Regions from separate parts of the Homo sapiens genome. Here region 2 is linked to region 1. A link is an interaction called in ENCODE POLR2A ChIA-PET data of the cell type or tissue named here. Cell type or tissue: MCF 10A. All regions are shown on one strand. Each heading gives the region's core, and the rest is flanking DNA. Links, peaks and the distances in the headings are about the cores only.

The links. Peaks named below come from ENCODE experiments on the same cell type or tissue, not always from the same donor. Only the 100,000 strongest peaks of a DNase experiment are listed, where the experiment ranks them.
Region 2: POLR2A ChIA-PET joins it to region 1 with 5 read pairs; 3 of 35 experiments call an interaction of 5 or more read pairs at or near these places.

What each region holds. Positions count from the first base shown.
Region 1 is chr10:89,040,091-89,046,647 of GRCh38, forward strand. No RefSeq gene overlaps it. Among named protein-coding and RNA genes, the nearest start is that of MIR4679-1, 20 kb to the right of the region's middle. In MCF 10A, for the core only: no CTCF peak of the experiment used is centred there; a DNase peak (open chromatin) is centred at 2,671.
Region 2 is chr10:89,169,238-89,175,794 of GRCh38, forward strand. No RefSeq gene overlaps it. Among named protein-coding and RNA genes, the nearest start is that of CH25H, 35 kb to the right of the region's middle. In MCF 10A, for the core only: no CTCF peak of the experiment used is centred there; a DNase peak (open chromatin) is centred at 3,404.

The DNA of each region.
Region 1 (6,557 bases), core at 972-4,971:
GGTCTATCCTTGAGAATGATCCATGTGCTGAGAGGAAGAATGTGTGTTCTGCAGCCATTGGATGAAATGTTCTGTAAATATCTATCAGGTCCATTTGTTATATAGTGCTGATTAAGCCCTATGTTACTTTGTTGATTTTCTGTCTGGATGATCTGTCCAATGCTAAAAGTGGGGTGTTGAAGTCTCCAGCTACTATTGTATTGAGGTCTATTGTTCTCTTTAGCTCTAATAATATTTGCTTTATATATCTGTTGAGTGAATATATATTTAAAATTGTTTCGTCCTCTTGCTGAATTGACCACTTTATCATTATATGATGACCTTTTTTGTTTCTTTTTATACTTTTGGTCTTGGCATCTATTTTGTCTGATATCACTACAGCTACTCCTGCTCTTTTTTGAATTTCATTTGTGTTGGATATCTTTTTGCATGACTAATCTATAGTTTTGTTTATCTTTTCCAAAAACCAAAAACTATTTTATAGTCATGCAAAAAGACATGCTTGTATTTATAGGTAAAATGTGTTTCTGGTAGGCAACAGATCATTAGGTCTTGCTTATTTATTTATTCACCCACTATGTCTTTTGATTAAAGGGTTGAGTACATTTACATTCAATGTTATTATTGATTGGTAAGGACTACTCCTGGCATTTTGTTATGTGTTTTATGGTTGTTTTGTGGTCTTCTATTCCTTCTTTCCTTCCTTCCTGTCTTCTTTTTTGTGAAGACAATTTTCTCAGCTGGTATGTTTTAATTTCTTGCTTTTTATTTTGTGTGTACCTGTTGTATGTTTTTTGATGTTAGGTTACCATGAGGCTTGTAAATAATATCTTATAACTTATACTATCTTATTACTTATACTATCTTTAAACTGATTACTTATAATTTATACTATCTTTAAACTGATGAGAACTTAACACTGATTGCATAAACAAACAAACAAAGAGAAAACTAATAAAAACCCCACACATTAACTTCATCCCCCCATTTTTAAACTTTTTTGTTGTTTCTTTTTATATCTTATTATGTTGTGTATTTCTTGAAATGTTTCTGTAGTTATTTTTTATAGGTTCATCTTTTAGTATTCTACTCAAGATATGAGTCGCTTACACACTTCAATTACAGTTTACAATATTCTGTGTTTTGCGTACTTACTATTACCAGTGAGTTTTATACCTTCAGATGAGTTCTTAATGCCCATTAAGGTCTTTTTCTTTCAGATTGAAGAACTCTCTTTAGCTAGCACTTCTTGTAGGACAGGTCTGGTGTTGATGAAGATTCTTTGTAATTATGTCAGTCTCTTTGTTACATTTATCTGACAGGATTCTGAATTCCTTCTCTGTGTTATCTTGGAGTTCATTGGGCTTCTTCAAAATAGCTATTTTAAATTCTCTGTCTGAAATGTCACAGATGTCTGTCTCTCCAGGATTGCTCTTGAGGTCTTATTTATGCATTTGGTGAAATTATGTTTTCCTGGGTGGTCTTGATGCTTGTGGATGTTTGTTGGTGTCTGGGCATTGGGGACTTAGGTATTTATTGTAGTCTTCACAGTCTGGGCTTTTTTGTACCCATCCTTCTTGGGAAGGCTTTCCAAGTATTTAAAGGGACTTGGGTGTTGTGATCTAAATCTTTGGTCACTGCAGCTGTATCTGTTTTGGCCACTGCAGCTGTATCTGTAACACTGTGGCTCTTGCAGACTCATAAATGTACTGCCTTGGTGGTCTGGGATAAAATTCAGGATAATTGCCTGGTTTACCAACAATTATTCTTCTCTTCTCTTACTTTCCCATTGATAAAGAGTCTCTCTCTCTCTCTCTCTCTCTCTCTCTCTCTCTCTCTCTCTCTCTCTCTCTGTGCTGAGCTGCCTGGACCTGTGGGAGTGGGTGACACAGTACCCCTGTGGCCTCCATCCCTGGGACTCCACCCAAAGCCAGCACAGCACTGGGATGCATCAAAGACCTGCAGTGACAAATGCCTGGCTATTGCCTATGTTCACTTTAGGCCCATGGGCTCTACAATCAGCAGGTGGAAGACCAGCCAGGCTTGTGTCTTTCCCTTCAGGACAGTGAGTTCCTCCCAGCCCTGCGTGGATCTGGAGATACTTTCAAGAGCCAAGGCCTGGAGACAGGAACTTTAGGAATCTACCTGGCACTCTATTCTACTCTGGCTGAGCTGGCACCTAAGCTGCAAGACAATGCCCTCCCCACTCTTCCCTGCCATTTCCTCAAACAGGACTCCCCATGGCCACCACCACTCAGGCCCATGGCAAGTATTGCCTGGCACCGCCAATGTTCACTCAAGGCCCAAGGACTCTTCAGTCATTATTTGGTGAATGCTGCCAGGCCTGGGACTCTCTTTAGGGAAGTGGGCTCCCCTCTCACCCAGGGCAGTTGCAGAAATGCCATCCAAGAACCAAAGCCAAAAGTTGGGGACCTCAGGAGTCCACTTGGTGCTCTACCCCACTGTGGCTAAGCTGGTACCCAAGCTGCAAGGCAAAGTCCCCTTTACCCTTCCCTCTCCTTTCCTCAAGCAGAAGGAGCCTCTCCCTGTAGCCACCACAACTGGATTGTGCTGGGTCACACCCTAAAGCCAGCACAGCTCTGAGTCTTACCCAAAGCCTGTAGCAAGTACTACCTGGCTACCATTGCTGATTATGGAATGCCCAAGGGCTCTTTAGTCAGCAGGTAATGAATTCTGCCAGGATTGCCTCATTCCTTTCAAGTCACTGGCTTCCCTTCTGGCACAAAGTACATCTGTAAACGTTGTCTTAGGAGCTAGGGCCTGGACTCTGCCTGGTGCCGTATCCTACTGTAGCTTAGTTGGTATCCAAGTTATAAGACAAAGTCCTCTTTTCTCTTGTTTCTCTTCTCAAGCAGAGGGAAGGAATCTCTCCCATAGCTATGAGCTACACTTTTGGGGGCTGGGGAAGGGAAACACAAGCATTCCCTTGGCCACCTCAGCTGGTATCTCACTAGGTCGTGTGTTCCAAAAGTCCTCTGTCTCTGAGCCAGCACAACACCAGAACTTGCCCAGGAATTGCAGTCCTTGTGGACTAGGCTGGTCTTTAAGTTTATTATGACCCCGGGGAATTTTAGCTCACAGTAGCAGGGCTTGACAGAACTCAGGTTCCAATAGCTGGGATGGATGATTTGCCTCTGGCTAGGGCTGGTCTAAATTCTTCCTCTGTATATGCTGGCTAAGTTCTGCCTGGTATTGCTTTCCGCTGTGACAGGTCCACACTGGGCTCCAATGCAAAGTCCTACAATCATATACTCTCCCTTCCCCAAGTTCGCAGATTGAACTTGGCTCTGTGCCATGCAGCCACTGTAGGGGAATCAGGGAGGGGTGGTATAGGCAATTCAAGACTACCTTTATGCTCCTCTTCAGTGCCTCTTTCCTTAATTTGATGTCAAAACCAGGTACTATGATTGCTAACCTGATTTTTGGTTCTTATAAAGGTGTTCTTATTTGTAGATAGTTGTTAAATTTGGTGCTCCTGTGAAGGAAATAATTGCTGGAGACTTTTATTTGACCATCTTGTTTTGCCTTTTCTGCATAACTTTTTAAAAACAAACAAATTTTATTTTTTTTCAACTTTTATTTTAGATGCAGGGGGTCTTTGTGTGGTTTGTTAGATGGGTAAATTGTGTATCACCGTACTTTGGAGTACAAATGATTTCATCACCCGGGTAGTGAGCATAGTACCCAAAGGGTAGTTTTTTGAACCTCATCCTCCACCTACCCTCTCCCTGTAAGCAGGCCTCAGTGTTTATTGTTCTCACCTTTGTGCCCATGTGTACTCAATGTTTAGCTTCCACTTATAAGTGAGAACATGTGGTATCTGGTTTTCTGTTCCTGTGTTAATTCATTTAGGATAATGGCCTCCAGCTGCATGCACGTTTCGGGTAAGAACATGATTTTGCTTTTCCTGCGGTTGCATAGTATTATATGGCTGTATATGTGCCACATTTTCTTTTTCCAGCCTACCATTAATAGGTATATAGATTGAGTCCGTATATTTGCTATTGTGAATAGTGCTGCAATGAAGATATGAGTGTATGTATCTTTTTGGTAGAATAGATATATACTTTGAGTATATACTCAGTAATGGGATTGCTGGGTCAAATGGTAGTTTTGTTTTTGTTCTTAGAGAAATTTCCAATCTGCTTTCAACAGTGGCTGAATTAATTTACAGTCCCACCAGCAATTTATAAGTGTTCACAACCTCACTAACATCTGCTATTTTTTGACTTTTTTTTTTTTTTGAGATGGAGTCTCACTCTGTCGCCCATGCTAGAGTGCAGTGGCGTGATCTCGGCTCACTGCAAACTCCACCTCCCAGGTTCAAGCGATTCACCTGCCTCAGCCTTCCAAGTAGCTGGGATTATAGGCGCCTGCCACCGCGCCCAGCTAATTTTTGTATTTTTAGTAGAGACAGGGTTTCACCATGTTGGCCAGGCTGGTCTTGAATTCCTGACCTCATGATCCACCCACCTCGGCCTCCCAAAGTGCTGGGATTACAGGCGTGAGCCACAGTGCCAGGCCTGACTTTTTAACAATATCCATTCTGACTGGTGTGAGATGGTATCTCATTGTGGTTTTGATTTGCATTTCTCTGATGATTAGTGATCGTGAGCATTTTTTCATGTTTGTTGGCCTCTTGTAAGTCTTCTTTTGAGACGTGTCTGTTCATTTTCTTTGCCCATTTGTAATGGGGTTATTTGTTGTTGTATATTTTTTTTTTTTTTGCTTGTAAATTTAAGTTCCTTATAGATTCTGGATATTAGACCTTTGTTGGATACATAGTTTGCAAGTATTTTCTCCTATTCTGTAGGTTGGATACATAGTTTGCAAGTATTTTCTCCTATTCTGCAGGTTGCCTATTTACTCTGTTGATAGTTTCTTTTGTTGTGCAGAAGCTCTTTAGTTTAATTAGGCCCTGCTTATGAATTTTTGGTTTTGCCGCAGTTGTTTTTGGAGTCTTTTTCATGAAATCTTTGCCAAGGCCTATGTACAGAATAGTACTTCCTAAGTATTCCTCTAGCATTTTTATAGTGTTGGGTTTTACATTTAATTTTTTAATCCATCTTGGCATAATTTTTGTATATGGTGAAAGGAAGGGATCCAGTTTCAATCTTCTGCATACAGCTCGCCAATTATCTCAGCATCATTTATTGAATAGGGAGTTCTTTCCCCATTGTTCGTTTTTGTCAACTTTGTCAAAGATCAGATGATTGTAGGTGTATCACTTTATTTCTGGATTTTCTTTTCTTTTCCCTTGGTCTATGTGTCTGTTTTTGTGCTGGTACCATGCTGTTTTGGTTACTGTAGTCTTGTATAGTTTGAAGTTGGGTAGTATGATGCCTCCGGCTTTGTTCTTTTTGCTCAGGATTGCTTTGGCTATTTGGGCTGTTTTGTGTTCCATATAAATTTTAGAGCCTTTTTTTCTAATTCTGTGAAAAATGATGCAGATTGTTTGATAGAAATAGCATCGTGATCACTTATTTACTTCAGTAGTATTTTGTAATTCTTGTTGTTGAGGTCTTTCATCTCCTTGGTTAGCTGTATTCCTGGATATTTTGTTCTTTTTAAGGCTATAGTAAGTGGAATTTTGTTCTTAATTTAGCTCTTAACTTGAATGTTATTGGTGTCTAGAAATGCTACTGATTTTTGTACATTGATTTTATATCCTGAAAGTTTACTGAAGTTGTCTGTCAGTTCTAGGACCCTTTGGGCAGAGACTGTGGGATTTTCTAAGTATAAATCATATCATCTGTGAAGAGAGATAGTTTGACTTCCTCTCTTCCTATTTGCATGTCTTTTCTTTCTTTCTCTTGCCTGATTGTTTTGGCTAGGACTTCTAGTACTATTCTGAATAGGAGTGATGAGATTGGAAATCCTTTTCTTGTTCTGGTTTTCAAGGGGAATGTGACCAGCTTTTGTCCATTCAGTATGAACATGATATTGGCTGTGAGTTTGTCATAGATGGCTCTTATTATTTTGAGGTATGTTCCTTTGATGCTTAGTTTGTTGTTGGTTTTTAACACAGAGGAATGTTGAATTTTATTGCAAGCCCTTTCGGTGTCTATTGAGATGATCGTGTGGTTTTGGTTTTTAGGTCTGTTTATGTAACGAATCACATTTATTGATTTACGCATTTTGAACTAACACTGCTTTTCAGAAATAAAGCATACTTATCGTGGTGAATTAGCTTTTTGATGTGCGGCTGGATTTGGTATTTTTTTTTAGGATTTTTGTGTCTATATTCATCAGAGATATTGGCCTGAAGTTTTATTATTATTTTGTTGTTGTTTTGTCTCTGTCAGGTTTTGCTATCAGAATGATGCTGGCCTCACTGAATCAGTTAGGGAGGAGTCCCTCCTCCTAGATTTTTTGAAATAACATCAGTCAGATTGATACTAGCCCTTCTTTGTACGTCTGGTAGAATTCAGCTGTGATTCGATTTGTTTCAGGGTTTTTTTGGTTGGTAGGTTTTTTATTAACAATTCAATTTCAGGACTCATTATTGTTCTGTTAAGGATTTCAATTTCTTCCTG
Region 2 (6,557 bases), core at 1,513-5,512, 130 kb after region 1:
GATCTGGTTTCAACCATTTATTGGATAGGTGGGGAAATGTTCGCCCACAGAGGTAAATTGGCTTGCCCAAATCATGGCATCCACTGGAAGCACAAGGAAAATCAAGATAGGCTTAAATCCCAGAATGTAGGAGAAGAAATTAACATTTATCGGGTGACCCTTCTGTGCTTTTCAGTGGTAGAGCTTATATCATCACTTAATACTTAAAACAACTGTACAAGAGGGGCATTATCATGTTTATTTCTTCAGATGAGGGAGAAAGGGCTCAAGCTAATAAAAGGTAGTACTAAAATTTGAACCCAGGTGCAAGGCAGTTCAAAGCCCATGACTGTGACATTGCACCACACTGCCCTTTTGGAGTAGAAGGATCTACCATAGCATTAATGATCTGGACTAAAAAGTGGGAGCATGCCCTAAACAAGGGAAATGCAAGCGCCTAGCACAGGCACAGAAGTCTACAGTCAGAGCATGCCCAGGAATGAGTGATGCCTTCTGATTACCCAAAACAGCAGAGTAAAAGCTTCTCAAGTGTTGCCTTCCAGAACATCACCCGTCCCAAACGCAGAGTCAGAATTAGTCTGCAGATAGGAGCCAAGTGCCTTGCACTTAAAAGGTTTCTAATGTGGGAGCAATAAATAAGGCAGGTTATTGTAAATACTTCGGCCAGGAGTTGGCGTAGAGCAAACTAGGAAGCTGAAAACCCTCTGCAGATGTTATGGTTTACTTATTTATGCAATTGACACACAAATAGGCAATTTATACATCATTCATCTAACAAATATTTGAATGTTTTCCATATCCCAGGCACTGTGGTATATGCTGGTAATATAGTAGTAACAGGACAAAGAGTCCCTGCCGTATTCAATAAGTAGTTCATGAATGAATAAATTAATATAGGAATTAATGAATATGCTTGAAGATTTGCAGGGCATCGAGGGATACTAGCTATGTTTCAAGGGGTATGTACTGAGCTATGGCAAAAAAAAAAAAAAAAAAAAAACCTGGGAAAAAGCATTTTAGTACCTCACTGCTACTCTTCTAAGTGTCAACGTATCTTGGATGAATTTGGTTTTGAGTTCTCCTCTAAAGGAAGCTGTTATACTGTGCCTTTGTTTCATGAGGCAAGTCTAATGAAGCATCAGCTACCATCTGCTTCTTCTCATCCCTGGTAAATCAATACCTGAGAACTTATCTGAATGACTTTCATTTAAAACCCGTTGTCACTGTCAGGAAAAGATGTGGTATGACCTCTATATTTTTCAGGGTTCTCCAGAGAATCAGAACCAAGAAGAAAGTATGTCTTTACAGAGATTTATTTTAAGGAATTGGCTCATGCAGTTGTGGACATTGGCAAGTCCTAAGTATGTAAGGCAAACCAGAAACCTGGAAACTCAGTAATCTATTGATTACTAAATTTCTCACATAATTTTTCTGAAAATTCCTTTACTTTTATCTTCATTTTTTAAAGATATTTTAACTGAGTTAAAAATTCTAGGTTGGTAGTTTTTCTTAATGAACACATTAAAGATACCATACCACTGGTTTCTACCTTCCACTGTTCTTTTCATTGAGTGAGTAATCATTCTAATTGTCATTGCTTTGAAAGTAAGATGTCTTTTCTCTGGTTGCTTTCAAAACCTTCTCCTGGCTTTTGTATTTCTCTACATGTATGATGTCTAAATGTAGATTTTTAAACATTTATCTTGCTTGCATAAGCTTATGAATGGTTGGGTACCAACAGCTCTGGAAAGTTTTTAGTTATCTCTTGAAAATTTGCCTTTCCTTTATTTTTTCACTAATCAAACGTGTTAATCCTTCTGTACATGTTCTGTACTGTATTTATTAGTAATTCTTAAAGTATTTTCCATATTCTTACTCTTTCCTATATTTTTCAACATTTTGTCTCTTTGTACCATAATCCAGATAATTTCTTCTTCTTATCTTCTAATTTGCTAATTCTCTATTCTGTAATGTCCAATCTGTGCCATATCCTAAGTTTCAATTTTAGTTCTTTTTTTTACCATATCTATACTTTTTCCAAATTTGCTCCTTGGTTTTTCTAGTGGCCTGTTCTTTGCAGATATTTCCAAACCCAGTGAATTATTTAAACCTAGTAAGTGTGTTTTTTTTCAGTCTGCCTCTAAAATTCCAATGCCTGAAGTCAGTAAGAGTCTTTTTCCTATTTCTGTTGTTTCAGTTGCTTAGCAGCCATGTAGCCTTGTCTCTTTGTATACCTGTTAAATTTGCCTGCATGCTAGTCATTGCTCTTGAAAAAAAAGTTATTTGTGAATGATCCCTGAGGCCTAACATTGAGTATATCCTCTTTCAGAAAGCCCTTACCTTTGCTTCTGGCAGACAGCTCTGGTGTTTGCAGCTGGTGAAAACCTCAAGTCAAGTTCATTGCTCAATGTCCCCCGGCAGGTATGGGTTGTATGAACCCAAGATGCAGATCCATATGAAAGCCAGTCTGCAACCACAAATTCCCGGGGATGTCTTTCCTGCTCTTTGTCTTTGTTTTCTGCCACTACCACAAGAGCTTTCTCTAAAGTCTCCTAAAATTGAGGTGGGAGAGGAAGTTTAGTTCTGACTCTCCTTTATGCCAAGGGTTATGTCCTTTGTGGATGCCATTTAATTCAGAGAAGGTTTCCTTTAAGATTTCTGAGTTACAAACCACCCCAAAACTTAGGGGTTTAAAACAACAAACACTTATTCTCAAGCACATTAATCTGCAGGTCATCTATACATGGGCTAATTTTGAACGGGCTTGGCTGAGCAGCTCTGCTTCAGGCTATACTTCGACTAGGCTTGGCTTCAAGCTATCATTTGGTTCAAATCTCTTCCATGTGTGTTTATTCTGGGGCACAGACAAAGAGGCAGCCATGATCCTTCCATGTTCTCAGAAGGATCACCAGAGCACAAGGGAGCACGCCTACCAGATATCTGAGTCAGTACTACAGAATGCAGGACACCCGATTTGTCTGTAGACTATCTTTTCACTATTCTATTCCCATCCACTGCCAGCTTACTATATACTCTATGTGAAACAAACCTTTGTGTAGTACTTAAGTGCCAGACTGCTTAAAGACATTGTCTCTTTAATGGTCAGATCCACCCTAGGAATTCAGTATTATTGATGCTCAGAGAGGTCAAGTAAACTCGAATAGGGTCACACATCTTGTACATGGCAAAGTCAAGATTCTGTTTCTAATATCTGAGTCTTCCCCATTATCCTCATGCTGATGAAATGCAGCTAATGGCTGCATTAGGAAGAAGGTGCCCATTTGAGTACAGGGTAGTCTCTGGAAGTTAAAAGGTAGAGGCAGGGTGCAGTGTGTGTGTGTGTGTGTGTGTGTGTGTGTGTGTGTAACATCATTCACTCCTACATTGCAATTTGTCCTCAGGGATATTTTGATGATTCATATTCCCTTGTGGCACATAATTAGTATACAAGAAGAGGGAGAATGCTCAGTATTTGCCAAAAAAACAAGGATCAAAAGAGTAAAGCAAATTGAAATCATATATGGGTTACATATTTTCTTCAGATTTTTATTTAAATTGAAACAACTGTGGAAAGATCAGTGAGTTCCCATCTACTGGCATGGTCAGCTCATTATAAAAATAATTTGCATCTGCTGAGAGACAGAAAGAGAAGCATTTAGATTTTTTTGACTTCTTAGCAAGAAGTATACGATACACAAAAGGGATTCAAGGAATGAATGACTGTTAGGGGCCAAACAACAATGGTAGCCACGTAGTGTTTCTACTGTGGTATTTGCAGACAGAGGAAAGGAGAGGAAAGGGGATTTAGAAGAGCAAAGAAAAGAGAAACTTGTGATGTTAGAGGCCACAGTATAAGAGACACAATTATTAACAAGTGTCTCTAGAAGATTAAAATATGAAAAGTAAAACCATAGTTGGCATTTTTAAAAGATAACTGTACATACATAATTTATTTTTAAATTAACACAACCTTGCCACATAAAAATGGTTTTATGAGTCAGCATTTTTTTTTCACTCTTGATATCATGCAGAGGAAGGGGAAAACAAAGAGGAGGAGAAGGAAGAGGAGGAGAACAGTGACTACAACAAAAGTATAGTTTCAGTAAAGCTGGGAAAGAGATGTAAAAAAAACTCCACAATGGATAGAATATCAAAATGTGGTAAGATTGGGAAGAAGCCAATCAAGAGGAAGCATAAAGAATTATAAGAGAGCTAGTAATGGCAGATCTTAGAATGTGCCAGCAAATAAACTTTCTGAAAGAGAAGAGCCCATTTTGAAAGGCAAAAGCTGTATCTTTTGTTTTCAACAAAAGTTGAGGGATAAACCTATACAGAAATAGGAAAAAAAAAAAAAATCCAAAGAAGACAGAAAGAATGAAAGTGTGAAACATTTCCAAACAAAGATAGATTATAAAATTTATATTTTTTTAAGTTGCTGAAATAAAAGAAGTAATGAATCTTCATAATGGAAGAGTACAATGTATCCTATAAAAATGACCTAGAATGTATTTAGACATAAAGACATATCCTAATTAAGTTATGCACTTCAAAGATTAAAAAGAAAATTCATTTGGACAGCCAGGCAGGAAAACCAAATTACTAAGTGGCGGAAAATCAGGTTGACCTCAGATTTGTCCATAGCTACCTGCAATTCCAAAAAAAAAAAAAGTAGACCAAAACCACAAGGTGTTTGAGAAAATGTGAACCAAGGATTTTATATCCATTCAAACTTTCCTTCCAAGTATAAAGTCTGCAGACCAATCTATTTTAATGTGGGAGACCTCAGGGAACACTTTTCTAGTGAGTCTTTCTTGAGAAAACCACAGGAGGATAAATTTTATCCAAACAAGGGATGACTGAGTAAACTATAGGAAAAAAGATTAGTGATAATGAATATATTTTACTATAGAACTAAAAATAAAACAAATGTAGTAGGTGCAATGTAAGTTTTCTAGACCCTGACATTAATGGAATATAAATTTTCTAGACTCTGACAATGTAGAAATGAGCAAACTACAAAAAATTAGAAATGGATTGGAAAGAAGGGAACACATAAGTAAATTTGCTGATTGCCTCATCTGCAAAACTTGGGAGTCAGAGATATTTAAAGCTGACAAAATCAATCATAAATGTGGTAACATATTAACATTATGAACAAAAACACCAAGAAAAATAATTTTGACTAAAATGATGTGATGGGAACTAATATATAATGTCTAAGGAAAGAGAGCTCTAAAGTTGCTATGTATATGGCTAATCACTAAACAAAAATTCAACTTTTTTTAACTATCAAAAGAACTAAAAACAAAAAAGGACAAAATAGTCAACAATTTTAAAAGAAATCATAAAAACAGAAAGCATAATGTAAAGTAATATGGCAAGATTAAGATCAAATATACTTGTAAAACAATAAATCTAAATTTTTTAACACATCAATTAAAAGAAAAGGATTTTGGAGTGGAACACAAAACACAACTCTAAGCTAAATAGAAGTCACACCTAAAACAAAGCTAATTAGAAAGACTGAAAATAAATATATGAACAAAGTAATACCAAGGAAATGTAAATGAAAAGAAAGTAGAGGTCATTATTTTAATATCAAACCTGGTGGAATTCAGGTTGAAAAATACTAAAGGAGACACTAAAAGAATACTTTATAATGCTAAAAAGTATAATTCATAATTAATATATAATAATTACAAATATCTGTAAGTAAAATAATATCATAAGAATATTCATAAATCAAAGATATAGGAAATATGATAAGAAATAGGAATTTGATAGATGTGAGAAACATTAATTCATCTCTTTCAGTACATGAAAAATAAGTGGATAAAAAGTAAGACAACATATACAAGATCTAAATAACAACCAATAATGTTGATTGTACGTACTTACACTCTAAAATTAGAGAACATTCTTTATTTTCAAGAGTCCTTAGGATAGTCACAAAACTGACTCTTGCCAAAACCCCCAAATTTCCAAAAACACAAAAATAGCAAAAAATCAAATCAAATAAAGTCTCTACCATAAAAATTTAGAAAAAAAACAACATAATAAATCAAAGGAAAGCAGGAGGAATTAATAAAGATAAATCCAGAAATCTATAAATTAGAAAACCAAAAAAAGATAGAAATAATAAATATATAAGCTAGTTATTTTAGGAAAATAGAAAAATAAATAAAATAAACCACCAACAAATCTACTCTACAAAAAGTATGGGCATGGGGAAAAGGGGAATGTTTAATAGACAAATTTCATATTTAATAGACAGAATATAAAATAAGAGAAAATAAACTCAGAAACAATAAATTAAAGCAATCATAAGAGACTATTTTGCTAAATTTTGTGCAAGTAAATTTGCAACTCTGGCCAAAATTAGTGGAATTCTAAGAAAATAAAAAATGGATAATTTTCTAGAAAACTTATCATTTAAGTATGAAATATAAGTGTCCTTGGCTGGTGTGCATTCCACACGGTGTCTAGCTGAGTGCCTGACACTTGGTGGTAGTCAATACATATTAATATTTGAATTGAGTGAGTATCTTATCACCTCA